2 separate regions of the Mus musculus genome follow, and region 2 is linked to region 1. The links are chromatin loops, found by intact Hi-C in ENCODE. Cell type or tissue: heart. All regions are shown on one strand.

What was found. A loop is a pair of places that touch in the nucleus more often than their neighbours do. Peaks named below come from ENCODE experiments on the same cell type or tissue, not always from the same donor. Only the 100,000 strongest peaks of a DNase experiment are listed, where the experiment ranks them.
Region 2: it touches region 1 in a loop (4-fold over the local background); 7 of 42 quality-filtered maps call a loop at or near these places.

What each region holds. Positions count from the first base shown.
Region 1 is chr15:39,212,954-39,220,953 of GRCm38, reverse strand. The region is part of intron 1 of Rims2 (regulating synaptic membrane exocytosis 2); the gene reads right to left. Among named protein-coding and RNA genes, the nearest start is that of Rims2, 19 kb to the right of the region's middle. In heart, a CTCF peak has its summit at 3,494 (motif pointing right); no DNase peak of the experiment used is centred here; H3K4me3 peaks cover 288 bases; H3K27ac peaks cover 231 bases.
Region 2 is chr15:38,934,458-38,942,457 of GRCm38, reverse strand. All of the region lies in intron 1 of Baalc (brain and acute leukemia, cytoplasmic), which reads right to left. Among named protein-coding and RNA genes, the nearest start is that of Baalc, 4.5 kb to the right of the region's middle. In heart, a CTCF peak has its summit at 3,498 (motif pointing left); a DNase peak (open chromatin) is centred at 3,667; H3K4me3 peaks cover 1,098 bases; H3K27ac peaks cover 1,542 bases.

The DNA.
Region 1 (8,000 bases):
ATAGAAGCACAGCTAAATATTTAACGGCTAATACTGTAATATAAAATCAATACGTAAGCCCAATATATAAGTTAAAATAAATTTTTCCCCAAATAAACGTTTACCACATAGCAAGAATTACACTCCAAATTATTTATATAACCACTCTAATAATTCATAAATGATTTTAGAAAGCATTGTATTATCCTCTATTATAGTGTCATGTTTTGATCTTTAAAACTGTGCCAGTTTTTCCTGATTTTTTCCTCATTAAAATGATAAGTAGTGAAGTTTCCGGTACCCAGCAATCCCCTGACACTGTAAGGCAGTGGGCAAGCTTACTGATAATGCTATTTCCCATAGTGCTAGAAACTCCATGCTTCAGAGGCTACTCCCCTGAGACACAAGTTAAAACCCAGCCCACCTGGCCTGCAGCCTGGTCTGTTGTTTCTAACAGCAGGACACTCTGAACTCCAGATACTGTCTGTATGCCTTCCAGGGAGAAGTTAAGCCACACCGAGCAGGTTACAAAGTCCCACAACCCTCCTCTACAGGCTACACTGAACAGCAGCATCCATTTATCCTCTCAGTAATACCTATCCATCAGCGTGAAAGTGGCTCAATATTTTCAAAATTAGTAATTTCTACACTATGTTCATCAGTTGACTTCCAGACTTGCGCGTAAGAACACTTACAGTTGAGCCTGCACATCAGCTTCCTCTCCTACCACTCCATCCCCTCTTTGCATCTCCTTCTTCTGGTAATATAAATACTGGCCCCAAAAGACTATATTTTTTCATAGCCCATCTTTTGAACATGCTTAAAATGCCCCTATTCTACACATATTGAATATTTTCCTATAAGGCAAACCTGAATATTATCTTTGGATATAAAGCCTTCTTTAAATATTCAATGTTCATATACTCACCCTTCTCCCTGTGTCAGTTCAAAATGACTATTTTACAGCAATTATTATGTATTTTACTGTCTTTGAGGCAGCTTCACCATACAATCCAAGCTCTTCTCAAACCAGCAATCCTTCTGCCTCTGCCTCCTAAGTGCTAGGATTATAGGTGCGAGCCCTACACCTGCTTTAAATAATTCATTTATATTATTCTATCCCATTAGATTGTAAAGCTTCCAGTATAGATACTGTATTAATTCCAGTTTCTCAAATTAGCTCAGTGGCTAGTTTATAGCAGGAATTCAAAAGACATTTGTTTAAAAATATATGAATAAATATCTAACCCCAAAGCACTGTTTTTTGTTTTCAACACTGTATATACTCTGAAAATACTTTAGAAGCTGCTTAACCATGTATAAGGCAAACGCTTTTTGTTTTTAAAAGTTGAGACTATGCACTGCAAGCTTGGTAACAGGCACCACGGACGCCTCTCCCCAGCGCCCACCTGCAGCACTTCACAGAAGCTAAGTGTTGCTTTGGTCACAATTGGGCTGCTTTACATATGCCTATAAAGTATTCTAACTTTTATCTGCATATTTCCTAACATATCAAGTAATCATTATCTTCAACAGCAGCAGCAATACCTGGTATTAAGACATACCTAAAAATAAAGAAAGAAAAAAGAAGACCATAAGTCAAAAAATACTACTACCTTTGAAGTAAAATTTGAAGATAAATAATCACAATCCTAAGAAGACAAAGACTTTCCATCAATATTTTCCAAAAAGAATGAGGGCATTTCTAAAGGTTTTACAATATGCTTGTATAGACTTCCTTATCAGTGGTCGCCAACAAGAAGAATCTGAAGAGACCATCATAAAAAATTCTTGAAAATATATTTCAAAAATTCTTGAAAGACCACAATGTTTGTCTTATACAATATGCATAAGAAACAAGAATTTCACTTCTTCCCTTTAAATATTACCTGAGTGACTAGAAATGACGATGTCATCAATAGTCATTGTGGCTATAATGAACTCATAGTTTATGGGCACTTTCATCTGTATAGTGCCACTTTAATCCTGTAATTTCCTTACTATAATTCCAAAATACGAAATCTCTGGAAAACAAAGCAAAAATCTCTTTCAAGAAAAATCCCTGATTCACATGTAAATATTCATCCATTTTGCTGGAGAAAAATGAGTGTGTTTAATTGGAGGCTGCTGTCCTGTCTACTGACAGTCACAGGACTATGGTCTGTGCACCTTTGCACTTCGAATGTCCAATTTGACATGAATCCTAGAGGACCTTGGCATTAGGATTTCAGTTTAGAGATCACAGCTTTTGTTTTTAACATTTTGTAGATTTTTGTAGAGCTTATTTAATTTTTTCACAACGAAATGTTATGATGGTGCTGAAACTCTAGTCAAAGCATCTCATTTTTATTTATTTTTTTATCTTCTACCCACAACTGGCCAAAAATGAAAACTCTTCTTCAGTATCAAAAGATTTCCTGTTCCAGGGCTGGGAAGAGCAGCTCAGTAGCTCAGAGAGTAAAGTGCTTACTATGCAAACATGAGGACATAAATCCACATCTCCCCGAATCCACAGAAAGCCAGACATAGTAGCCCACAGCAAGTGTAGTCCAGTGCTCCTACGTCGGGATCAAAGATGGGGACAGGAGAATTTCCGGATGCTTGAGAAACAGCTAGTCTGTCTTACAAAGCTTTCTAAAAACTAAGAGCCTGTGTCAAGGTGGAAGGAGCAGGTGAATACTGGATGCTGTCCTCTGACCTCCACATGAATGCATGTCACACCCACACACATAAAGAAATATGCACACACACATTAAATACACACACAAAGACTAAAAGATTTCATATCTCATATATCTTGTGTAAGCTAAAGTTAATGCAAATTTTTAAACAAAGTTTAATTTGTATCTAGCCTTCAAAAAACTTTTCCTGCTCCTTAAGTGTGTTCTGGTCCACACTGTTTTATGCAAATAGCTACACTTACTGCAATTAAAATTTACTGATCCAGAAGTTAAGCATACCATTTTTATGTCAATACCAATTTTTGCTGATCTTGTAAAAACGTCAAACCCAGACAAGATTTTTAAGGATAAATTATAAATAACTGTCGTAGACACTGCCAAACTTTACAGTATCAATCCTATTAACCCACGACTTATTTCTTGTTCTTCCACATGATGAGATACATTCCTTCTACTCTAACCTAGGCATGATCATAAAACATGCTTTGTACAAAATGTAAGCAGAAGTTATGCATGCACTTCTGAGAAGAAACTTAAGGAGACAATTTGATTCAACACTGTTCTCTACTGCTCTATGCACAACATTACAGAGAGTGTGTGCATACATAATAGTCTATGCCGGGGATGATAATGGTGCAGAATAGACACACGCACCCCGTAGCCCAGAGAAAGAATCATATAGAATAAAAAGTAAGTCAATGCTGTTCTACATATGGGCATTTGAGGACAGCATCGTCTATGACAGGCAGCCTATTAAAAATCCACTGCCTCTCGGTTCCAAATCTACCCTTCTCTGCCCAGCTTTGTATTTTTCCCTGGGGTGCAATGTTAAGATTTGACAGTAGAGGGAGCCATGATGACATTAAAGGAAGAAATGTCTCCGTGCTTTGTTGCTTTTGTTTACATGGCTACCTGGAGCTAATGAATACCCACTAGTATTAGACCTACTTGTATGCTTCACCAGCACCCCACAGGCCTTCCTTCCAGCAAATTCTGGAGGCACTCCCACCGGCAAGCTCTTAGTAAATCTGACTGACATTCCAATAAGCTTCCCAAAGGGTTCCTTGAGCACCACAGGCAGCCTATCCACCAAGGCCAACAGCCCCCACAAATGACTTCCTTTCATAAAAACAGACGACTTTGTTTGCCCTAGCTTGGCAAGCACCAGACAGCAAAGTGGGCCGCAGCCACACCTCCACAGTGTCTGAATCTCAGCCTCAGGCACAAAGGAAAAAGCTTCGTCCATTTTTTTCAATTCATGGGTACTCTGCCTCAGGATAATCTATATTAATGTTTTTCTGCTCAAAGAACTATCGTAGCTTCTATATTCTAACTGGACTCTGAAACATGGTCTATGCTAGCATATAACACAATAAATGGTAATATGAATGTATGTTAATATTTAGGGGTTATTTGTTGGATTTTATTTCACAGCTACTTCTAACATCCATGACTGCCAAATGATCTGATCACACTTTAAACACAGTCATAAAGCTGAACTCACAGAACTACTTTTTTCATTTAAACACACTCTTTGCTACTAATTCCAAAAGAACAAAATTATATACACACACACACACACACACACACACACATATATATATATATATATATACACTTTACTGTAAGAAAAGGAATAACCCCTCACAAACTATGCAGTCACTTGTTTCCCAGCTGAGGCTCTGTATTGTAGGCTGCAGTCTTTAGGGCAGGCATTTGAAAAGTATACTTTCTGCATTTTGCATTTTCTTTGATTGTTGTGTCCATGTTCTCTATGGAATCTTCTGCACCTGAGATTCTCTCCTCCATCTCTTGTATTCTGTTGCTGATGCTCAAATCTATGGTTCCTGATTTCTTTCCTAGTGCCTGGCAAACACAGAAGTGGATGCTCACAGTCAGCTATTGGATGGATCACAGGGCCCCCAATGGAGGAGCTAGAGAAAGTACCCAAGGAGCTGAAGGGATCTGCAACCCTATAGGAGGAACAACAATATGAACTAACCAGTACTCCCCGGAGCTCGTGTCTCTAGCTGCATATGTAGCAGAAGATGGCCTAGGCAGCCATCACTGGGAAGAGAGGCCCCTTGGTCTTGCAAACTTTATATGCCTCAGTTTAGGGGAACGCCAGGGCCAAGAAGTGGGAGTGGGTGGGTAGGGGAGTAGGGGGTATGGGGGACTTTTGGGATAGCATTTGAAATGTAAATGAAGAAAATACCTAATTAAAAAATTGAAAAAAAACAGCAAAAAGAAAAGAAGAAAGAAAGGTGCACTTCTGTTCTTCTGGCTCTAGCACATGTGTTTTCTCTGCTTCCTGACCCCTACCCTGTGCACGACCACACCAAGTGCTGCTGCCACCACGGATCAGGACAAGAAGCTTTGCCTCATCCGTTCACTAGGACCCTCAGAAATTACAAGTGAAAATTGTCTTTCTTCCCTTGAGCTGTTTAGTCACAGCTACAAGAAAAGTTAATAGTTACACAGATCTTTACTTAAATTGCAATATAAAATATGCAGCACAGCCTTCATACAGTGAAAATGCCATATCTGGTAATATTTCAATGACTCTCCTGCTTTAGCCACATGTTAAATTTCCCCACACCCTATGAAAATATAATTATTGACTAAAGTGCTATTTAGGAAGAGTATTTTAATCTTTATACCCTTAACACCAAACAATTCATTCTGCTTACCTTCAATTCTTCCGTCCCATCTCTACTTTAACTTTTTTTAGTGGGAAGACTGTCTCACTATGTAGCCCTGGCTCGATATGTAGTGTTGCCTTAAAACTCATAAAAATATGTAGATCAGATGTAGACTAAATTCTAACTCTGGAAGAAACTCCTAAGTAAATAAAAAGTGCACAACTAAAGTACACATATACTCATGCAGGCAAAATACACATATAAAGTAAAAAAAGAAATACACACACATATACATTTGTGTGGGTATTCAAATTTATTTCTACTGGTGCTCAATAGAAAAATAAGGAGAATGACCTCCACCCAATAAAAGCTGTTCTGTCCTAATCCTAGGAATATATGAACATGTTTCCTTTTGTGCCAAAGGAAATTTAAAGTTGCAGCTATAAGAGGAAGGTACTATTCTGGAATATCTGATATAGGCAAGCACAATTAATCACAATACTCCTTGGACAAGAAAAGGCAGAAAAAGATGAGATAATAAAAGAAGTGTGAGAGTCATGTCATCTAGAGAAGGATACAGCCCCACTGTCAGTTCTGAAACAGAGGGTTACATGCAAGAGACCTCTAAAAAGTAAAGATATTCTCTAGACAACTGCTAGTGAAAAACCGGAAATCTTGGTTCTATTAACAAAAAACAAAAGCATACACACACACACACACACACACACACACCACCTGTTCACTTTGGCCAACTAAAATGAGCAAGCAAATAGAGCTTCCAGAGGAAACACACTTGAGCCTTCACCTTGACTGTAACCCAACAAGGCTATGTGAGGTATCGACCTGTAGAGCTGTACAATAATACATCTAGGGTCTCTCAAGCCACTGGAGAGGTGTACTAAGTAACTTTGGAAGATCTAGGACTTTCCTAACAAATGTAACACTACCCTCATAATAGTTGTTGAAAGTATTTGCTGATAACATTCTCAATAGTGGTCAAGGTTTTGTTTTGTTCAAAACTAATTTATTTCTTAAAAAACAGAGTGTGTATGATATTTTAGACAATATTTTAAGAGCTTTGCAAGTATAAACTGAATTTTCAAAACAGCTTCTGAGATGCATATTGTCATTCCCATTTTACAAATACACACACACTGAGGTAAACCAAGTAACAATGGGAGTTAGACCCTGGTTGTCTGATTCTAGAGTCCAATCACTCCTCTTCTTTCTCCTCTTCTTTTATAAGAAGAAATGGCAATGTGAGGGGAGAAAAATATATTTCAATTTTAAAAAGCTATATATGGGGGTTGGTGAGTTGACTCAGCAATTAAGAGCACTTGTCCCATAATCATGAGGACTTGAATTCTGATCTTAGCACCCACATAGCAAGCTAGGCAGCATCTCAGCAAATGCATAAAACCCCAACTCTGAGGAGGGCAGAGACAGAGGGTCTCTGGGGCTTGCTGGCTTCCGAGACTGGCCAAAATGTGAATTTCAGGTTCAAGAAAAGACCCTGACTCCAGATAATAGGCAGAGAGTGATGGGAGAGATGTCTGGTGCCCGCTTTGGGTCTCCAGGTGCATGTAAGGACACAGACATCGCACGTGCTCATGCACATACACTCACAGAGTCACAGACAGATGCACACATTAGTAACTAAGCACATATTTGTTGAAGTATCTAGATACAAACCTGTGTTGTAGGCTTCTAAGGTCCATCTGAGACCTGAAACCTAGTGTATAATAAATACTGAATGAATGTAAGTCCATAATTCAGCTCCTACAAGCCCACCAATATAGTCAAACTCAAACAAAACTTAATGGAAGACAAATACAAAATAAAAAAGGAATAGCAGAGGCTGCAGAAATGGCTCAGTTGTTAAAAGGAGCACCCTCATAGTGGCTCACAACTGTCTGCGACTCCAGTCACAAGGGATCAGATTCACTCTTCTGGCCTCCTCAGACAACAAACACTCATATCATACACAGACAGACATACAGGCAGAACACCAATATACTTAAAGTAATTGTTAAGTGAAGTAGAGATACTGAAGAATTTTAAACATTTAAAAATATCATCTGTGTCTTAAAGAGCTGAACCATTACGGAGGTTTGGTCAGAGTAGGTAAACATGAAAAATAAAACTACTGAGACATGAATATTAAAGGCACAAGACAATGACAATAAAGATGATGAAATGACAGATTTGAAAGATATTTGAGAAATATGACTAAAAAGTATTTAGTAACTGGTTATATTTGTGGCTGGCAAAAGGAAAGGAAGACAAGAGGATTCTTCCAGCACCACCAAGTTTTAGTTTAAAATGTTTAAGCTGAGTGTCTGGTACTTCCCTGACCATAAAAATCAATTAATCATTTCATTAAAAAGATTAAAATTTGGTACACAAATTAGAATCAGCTGAGTGTTCTAAGAAAAATAAAGAATAGTAACTACTCTCAGATATCAGAAACATAAAATATAGACAAAGTGCTATGTAACTCGAAAGAGAGATTCCATATCGTTATCAGAAGGTTCTCATCATAGCAATAGAGCTGCACACAGAGCAGTTCATCGGTTAAAGAGTAAGGCTCTTTACTTAATTCATAACAGAATTAAGAATAGAGTAATTAACCAGGCAGTGGTAGCCCAAGCCTTTAATCCCAACACTCAGAAGACAGAAGCAGATGGGTCTCTGTGAG
Region 2 (8,000 bases), 280 kb after region 1:
TTAATGTTCTTGCTTTGTGAGCTCTGTCACCATTGACTCTTATTAATGGGCCACCTCCTGTTTCTTGCCTGACAACAGTTTTTAATTTTGTCTCATTTTTATTTCTGTAGGTCTAGAACCCTGTGAGTCATAGCTTTGGGTCCCCTTGATACAGCCTCTTTAATTAAGAGTCATTTGCTGGCTGCCATTCTCAAGGGTAGCCAGATAGACTGTGATAACTTCCTGGCAACCTCCAACCCAGATGGACTTGTCTCTCCTGGGGTTCAGAAGTCAACAATCCAGCTCACTCCCTGGGGAGGTAAGGACAGATTGGAGGCTTCACAGCGACCTGGATTCCAGATTGCAGCAAAAACCTGCTCAGCTCTTTTCTCCTTTTCACCCCAAATGGAAATAGAGACGTTCTTGGTTTAGCTTGGACTCAACAAATATCTGTATCTAGCAAAGGACTGTACAAACCTTTGTGGATGATACAGGAAAGCTGACTGAAATCATGGTTTGTTCGATTCAGTCTGCTTGTTTTTCTGCCACATTAGTATTTTTAAATATAAAAAATCAATACATGAGCTGGGGTGATAGCTCACACCTATACAGATATCAGCACCTGGGAGGTTAAGGCAGGAGGACAAGAAACTCAAGGTCAGATCCCAATTCATAGAGAGTTTGAAGCCAAATTTGACTACAATAGATCATGTCTACAAAGAAAAGAAAGAAGAAAAAGCAATACATGATTATAGTATTTTTTTTTAAATGTGTGTGGTATGTAACATTCCTGTTAACTGCAGCACGTGGGAGGAGAGGTAGATAGGTTGTTACGAGTTTGAGGTCAGCCTGGTTTACATAGTGAGACCATGTCTCAAAAACAACATCGTATATGTATGTGTATACGTATATGTACGTGTATATGTATATAAATTTACAAATAAACAATACATCATATTATATTATTTATATATAATATATTTTCTATAAGTGTATGTAATTAAAAATATGTAACAATTATATCAATATGCTAAGCTAATATAATATAGTACATATAAATTGATAAACATGTAAATTTTTTGATAAGCCAAATTTCAGCACCTGGGAGGATGAGGAAGAGAGTTCAGATCCAGCCTGGGCTACAGAGCAATCATGGACTACATAGTGAGATTATGTTTCAAAAGACAAAACAAAAACTAAAGAGTCGAGAAGAGGGGTCATTCTCTGGGAATCTGGGCATGGACCCGGCCGGTACCCATTGACCTGGCCAAAATGTAATAAAACTTGCTTCAAATGTGGCTCAAAAGAAAGTATAAAGAAGGATATCAGGGTATCATGATAACATGCTCCGACCCTTCGCGCCTTCCCATAGGTAGTCACGCTAAGCAATTGTTAATGGGATGCTTCTAAACATATACCATCATGGCTCTGTTATCCGTCCTTTCAGTAACCCCCACTTCCTGTCCAGCCTTTTTGTTTCCTGTTCAGCCTTTTTACTTCCTGTCCAGCCCTTTTACTTCCTGTGTAGCCTTTAACTACAGCTTGAACTTTGCACTTATCTATTTTCAACTTTTTAATCAGATTTTAAGTTCAAGAAGATAGAGCCCTTGACGACTTTTGATCAGTATAGAATCTAATTCCATGCCTGTCGCATCATAGATGTCCAATAAATGATTTGAAAAATGGACAAGTGCAGATAGCCTTTCAGAAAGAAAAGAAAAGCAGGGCACAGTGACACATACCTGTAACGCCAGCACTTGGGAGGTGGAGGCAGGAGGACCAGGAGTTCAAGGTTATCAGCTACATAATGAATTCAGGGACATTATGGGCTGCATAAGATTCTGTCTCAGAAAGAGAGAGAGAGAGAGAGAGAGAGAGAGAGAGAGAGAGAGAGAAGGGGGTAGGAGGGAGGGGGAGAAAGAGGCAGAGAGAGCTCCCACGCACAGAATCTGTTTGCCCTGCCTCAGTGCCCTAGAACTTTCCCACTGGCTTTCAGTTATGCAAAGCACTGATTGCTCCTCACACCACCACTGCAGCATCCAGGCCTTACTTTGTTTGTTGGCACAATAGGGCATCTGCAGTCACTCAGGCCGATGCACTTCGCCAAGGACAATGTCCTGTAGGTTATCAGCCAAAATAAAGAGAATGGCTCCAGGTCCCACATCCTCATGAACTCTCATGAAGTTCACACTAACTTCCCCATCATTACTTTTCAGCCGATGAAGGGAGAGACCATGGGCATGGGCAGCAGACAGACAGAAGTTTACATTCCAACACAGCCCTCACAGCTCACTAAGCTCACTGTGTCCCGTTGGATCGACACTCAGCTCTCGGGCCTCTATTTTCCCAGATGGGGAAGCAGACTTAACCTTTCAGAGTTGTGAGGGTTAAAAAGCCATGCGCAGTGTCTGGCACATAGTAAGCCAGGCATGTTTGTTTACCACGCCTCTCCTTATCAGGGATTAAGCACAGAGATTTACAGGCTGCAGCAGAAGAAGGCTTTAGATTTCTTTTTTTTTTTTTTTCTCCATTAAAGGAAGACAGACACTAAGAAACCTCTAGTTCCCAGATTTCATAATCTTTAAAGTGTTAAAGTGGGGTTAACCAGGGAACATTCCATCTCAGCAACCCCATGGTGACAGGCCAGCTATTAGCTTTCCACAGCAGCATCAGAACCGCTTTGACTTGCCCGGCATGGTGGCCCATGCCTTTAATCCCAGCACTCAGGAAGCAGAGGCAGACAGATTTCTGAGTTTGAGGCCAGCCTGGTCTACAGAGTGAGTTCCAGGACAGCCAGGGCTATACAGAGAAACAGAAACCCTGTCTAGAAGAAGAAGAAGAAGAAGAAGAAGAAGAAGAAGAAGAAGAAGAAGAAGAAGAAGAAGAAGAAGGAGGAGGAGGAGGAGGAGGAGGAGGAGGAGGGGGAGGAGGAGGAGGAGGAGGAGGAGAAGGAGAAGGAGAAGGAGAAGGAGAAGGAGAAGGAGAAGGAGAAGGAGAAGGAGAAGGAGAAGGAGAAGGAGAAGGAGAAGGAGAAGGAGAAGGAGAAGGAGAAGGAGAAGGAGAAGGAGAAGGAGAAGGAGAAGGAGAAGGAGAAGGAGAAGAAGAAGAAGAAGAAGAAGAAGAAGAAGAAGAAGAAGAAGAAGAAGAAGAAGAAGAAGAAGAAGAAGAAGAAGAAGAATCGCTTTGACTTAAGCTACTGGGTTTCATCAGCTGACACAAGAACATGTTGCATTTTCCCATAAGCCTCAGGGAAAGACAGGGGAAGCCCCCTTTTAATCTTACGAGGAGTTAATAACACCTGTACAGGTGCATTTAACCTGACGTAGACTGGGATGTCAAGGGAAGAGTGTGAAGATTAAGGACGGCTACGGCCAGAGTATCTTTTGACTGAACTGGTTTTGCTACAGGCCAAATCTCTACAGAAATCTGTCCTGACACTGTAATAGATCCCTTCCTTTTTCCCAGGCATGGGCTGCTGAGGGCTCCCAAGGGCCCTACCACTGCCTTCCCTCTGGTTCCCCCCAGTGGTTCCATCTGTTCCCTCCCTCCATTTAGCATCCTGCTTCTGTTTTCCTAAGAGGCTCCTTTGCTTCACTGGCTCTTCCTTGATGTGCCTCACATTACCACTGCCAGAGAGAAATTCCATTCCACGCTGCCGCCGACCCTATCCTTTGAAGTCCGTGGGGTTTCACCCATCCTTCCTACACTGGGCCACACATTGCCAACCATTGTTGGCTAGACAGTGGGGCTGGGACTTTTGGAGGCAGTCCCTTAGCTGAGAATTAACCCAGACAATGGGTAATTCCTTTAGCTTCTCGTCACTTTGCCAAGAACAATAAGCAACTGGAGACTGTGCAGCTTTGGAGACACAAAGCCCTGCGCACAGGCTGCTCACGCAACGGGCTCAGGGCTTTGACTGCCAAGAGCTGCATTCACGTGGATATTCTGCCTACCGCTGATACTTGAGGGGCTTTTGTTTTGCTTTGCTTAGATTTGTTTATTTTTATCTCACAGGTATGAGAGTTTTGCCTCTATGCATTCCGCGCATGCCCTTGCAGAGGTAAGAAGAGTGTTAGATTCCCTGGAACTGGAGTTAATGGATGTTTTGGGGGAGGGGGAGGGGGAGTGCGAGCACGCTAGCCAAGCAAGATGACAGTTCAGTTCAGTACAACTCAGTAGCCAGTGTAGGTTCAAACTTTGAGATCCCAAGTAGCTTATTGTAGGCATATTAAATGTGCACAGCCCAATTTGGCAAAAAAAGTTTCCTGGTGATAATTAATTCAATCCTGTGTGCACAACAAACCTTAGAACACTGAAACTCTTTGTAAAGTACATGTGGCATCTATAGATGGGTTCTATAGATTCTCTGAGAAAAGCAAGCTCAAGATAAGCGACCGGGTGTGGGGGGTGGGGAGGGTCCTGCGTGGTCTCAGCCACGTAAATAGCACAAAGGTCACCATGCTATTAACCACGCCCACTCCCAACCGTGGAGAAGGAAAACAGGTTAGACATCTCTCCTTTGGAGAAACAACCCTGTGTATTTAGCGTTCCTGGTTCCCCTAGTGTTCATCTGTGAACACAAGGACCTCTGTGGCTCCCACAGTGGTAAAGCTGGTGGGTGCTGGTAACTTTACGTAGGTTTTTTCAAGCTCAGCAAATGCTCTGAGCTGCTGGGCCATCTCTCCAGCCCCAGTTGAGAATTTTGCTTTACTTCGCGTGTGTACTATCCAATACCTGTGTGAATCCGAGGATAGCTTGCAGGAACTGGCTTTCTCTTTCTACTACATAGGCTCCTGACCTCAAGCACAAGCTTGGCAGTAAGCACCTTGCCTGCTGAGCTGGCCTGGGGAAGCTCTGTCTGTTTTGACTTTTAATGGAGGAGGTGAGATCCAAGCCTGAAGAAATAGCATATCAAAGTGTTTGGAGCCAGGTTAGAGTTCCTGGACTGCCTTAGTTAACAGAAAGCAGCAGAGGCTCTTCTTGGATTGTTTTCTGGGCACAGGTGGGGAGCCGGGTGAAGGGAAACACCTTATTAAGTGCTGTGAGGTCAATTTGGTCCCAAACAATCAAGGAAAGCAGGGTACATAAAGAGCTCTCTCTACTGAGACAGTCAGTTCCAGTTTCTGCAAGATCGTTGTTGGTGCGATCATTTTGTCCATTAGCATCTATTGATGCCAGCCAGAAAGCAAGGACCAGAAGAAACTGAAGAAACAGAGATACGGTTTGTTTGATGGGCTGTTGTTGCGGTAAATCTCCAACCCAAATATGCCCCAGCAATGAAAACACAACTCAATTAATATGATTACATGCTGTGCGCCTAGATTGGGCAGATCTACCGCTACACTACCATCTTCCACAGCTTATGAGACCCCTTAGAACTTGCGGTTTCTCCAGGCCATGTGCTTCTGCTCCACTTTTCTTTGTCTTCCTCCTCCTCTGCATCCTCTCCCTCTTCCATTTTCTCCTTCTCCTCTCTCCCTACCTTCCTCTCCACCTTCCCTTTTATCTGTCCAACCATCAGCTCTCATTTATTTTACAAATTAAGGTGGGAAGCAGGTTTACAGGAAATCACCTGAGTGCTGACTCAGTCCTTGTTTGCAGCCCCTCACAGAACGGAATTAACATCAAATACAATTATCCACAACGGGCTATAAAGCACAGAGGACTCAGAACATAAAATCCTGTTGTTCACCATCACTGGTGTGTTCATTGTGTCCCATCGCCCTTCAGAAAGGAATGTGAGCTTTGGAGGGGGCCTCTGTACTAACAGTTACTATCCCCACTAATGTCTTCCCAGGTTCCTCAGAGCACCAGTCAAGTCTGCAACAATGTTATTTATCATATCATCTGACTCTCACTCTCACCCCAGATGGGCACTGGCCGGGTCCTTGGCACTCCAGCAGTCCCTGGCATCTGAGCCAGATGGAACTCAGAGGATTTTAAGGGTGCTCTTAAGAATTAAGGAAGAGAGTCTCAAGGCCCAGTAAGGATTGCCTTTAACCCACAATTTTTTTCTGGTAAATCTGAATTGGAAAACTGCAAGAGGTGTGTGGCTGAGGCTGTATGCTTTCCCAAAGGTGCCTCCTGGAGAAGAGCCATCATCCAGGAGCTGGTGCACAGGGGAGATGGTTCATAGCTTAATAAACCCAACGCACGCTGAAAATGTAGGTTGCAGTGCCACAGTTCACCGTGGGCTATCAGCTGGTTCCTTGGTGATCTCCAGGATGACCGAAAGCCATTATTCTGTCCACTGTCAATGTAAGAGAAGGTGGCACTGCAGGTGCGAGGAAGAGGTCCCAACTTGAAATTAGAATTGTGATATCCAAAGTGTACGTGTTGTTTTCTCACCATCGTAAAATTGCAGCTTTGAACTTTGACCCTCCAACTGAAAGACCCACACGTGAGGACTCCCCCATGTTCTGACTCAGGTGAGGCAACACCCCAAATCACTCACGCTATCTCGTGACTCGGGTGGGGGTATCCCCACGGAGGTCTTTCACTACCTTCATCTTCTCAGTACTCCCATTGCCCACTGGGGATTAACTCCAAGGGTTTGTGCTGTTAGGAAAACACTTTACCCACTGAGCTATGGCCCCATGCCCTGCGTTGTGATGCTCTGATCCACCAGGTTCATCTCCATCACGTATATGGTACTATCTGTGCCATACAGTGCATGCCTTACTTCCCTTGCCTATAAAATGGTCATGATGCTGTTGGGAGGATTCCAAAGCCTAGAGGGCCTAAGAGCTAGCACCCTTTTAAGTGCAAAACACAACTTTGAAATGATGGGTGAGGAGGGCAGAATGTGGCACAAGGAAAACAAGCATGTAGATCAAGCTGTTTCCAGGTAACTGCCATCTCTCCACTATAACACATTCTGTGTCTCAAATATGGAGAGAAGGATTAGGAGACAGACATCTGGACCTTCTCTAGAACACTCAACCTCGTGAACATGGTTCTGTGGACCCCAAACTGCCTTGCACTCTGTCAATGATGACTGGGTCTCCTGAAAGTCAGCTGATGCACAAAGTAGACAATACAAGACCCTTCCATCTCCCTTCCCCAGCTAGCCTTTGGGCTCCATTAGCATTCCACTTAATGAGGTCATTGTGTTGTGGGCCCAGCTATCATGTTTGTCCCTCCTTCCCATTGTTCTTTGTATCGCAGTCTATAAGAGGAGGCCCATCTGTCTGTTCCTTTGGATATTATTTTATTTCCACTATATGTTTAAGAAACCTGAGATTCTGAAAGATTGACTCTACAAGTCTCCTCGGGTAATGAACTTTGGAGACAAATTTGAAACTGGTTTGCTGATCAAAGCCACTGAAAGCAACTTAATGATGTGAAAAGGAATTCCATCGCAAAATTCTTGCAAACGATAAGCTTTGTTACACAGTGAAATGGAATAAAATTGGTCACCTCGGGGTTTAGCTAGTTTTCATTCTTCCCCATGGCATTGTATGCTATTTAAGGTCCATGTACATGTTTACAATGTCTTTGCTGTAACGGAAAAACTTGATCCTTGTCTTCATCTACACAAAACAATGCTTTTGTGATCTATCAACTCAGAAAAAGAAAGTGCTTTGGGAAATAAACTACCATGTAAGGGACTGATCAGAAGAAAAAACAAAAAGAATACCATCACTAGGTAGGAAACTGTGCCCTCGGGATGCAGGAGGCCAGAGCTGGGACAGGTGGGATCAGTGGGTTCTGAACCTTCAAGTAAATGGTGGACTTCAGGGAAGATGAGGAAATTGGAGGAGGAAGGAGAGGAGGAGAGGAAGAGGAAGAAGAAGGAGAGGAGGAGAAGAGGAGGAGGAGGAAGAGACTGCAGAGTCTCCAATTGCTCAGAGCTTTCATTCTGGGCTGCAGCCCTCACTCCCCCAGCCCTACCCCATGGAGGAGCCAGGCACAGCAGGAGAACCTCTGGGAAGTAAGGGATCAAAGGATGCCAGCCTGGTCCAGGACCGCATCCAGCCTTCTTTCAAACAGCAAGCTTTCTGGTGATGCTGGTATGATAT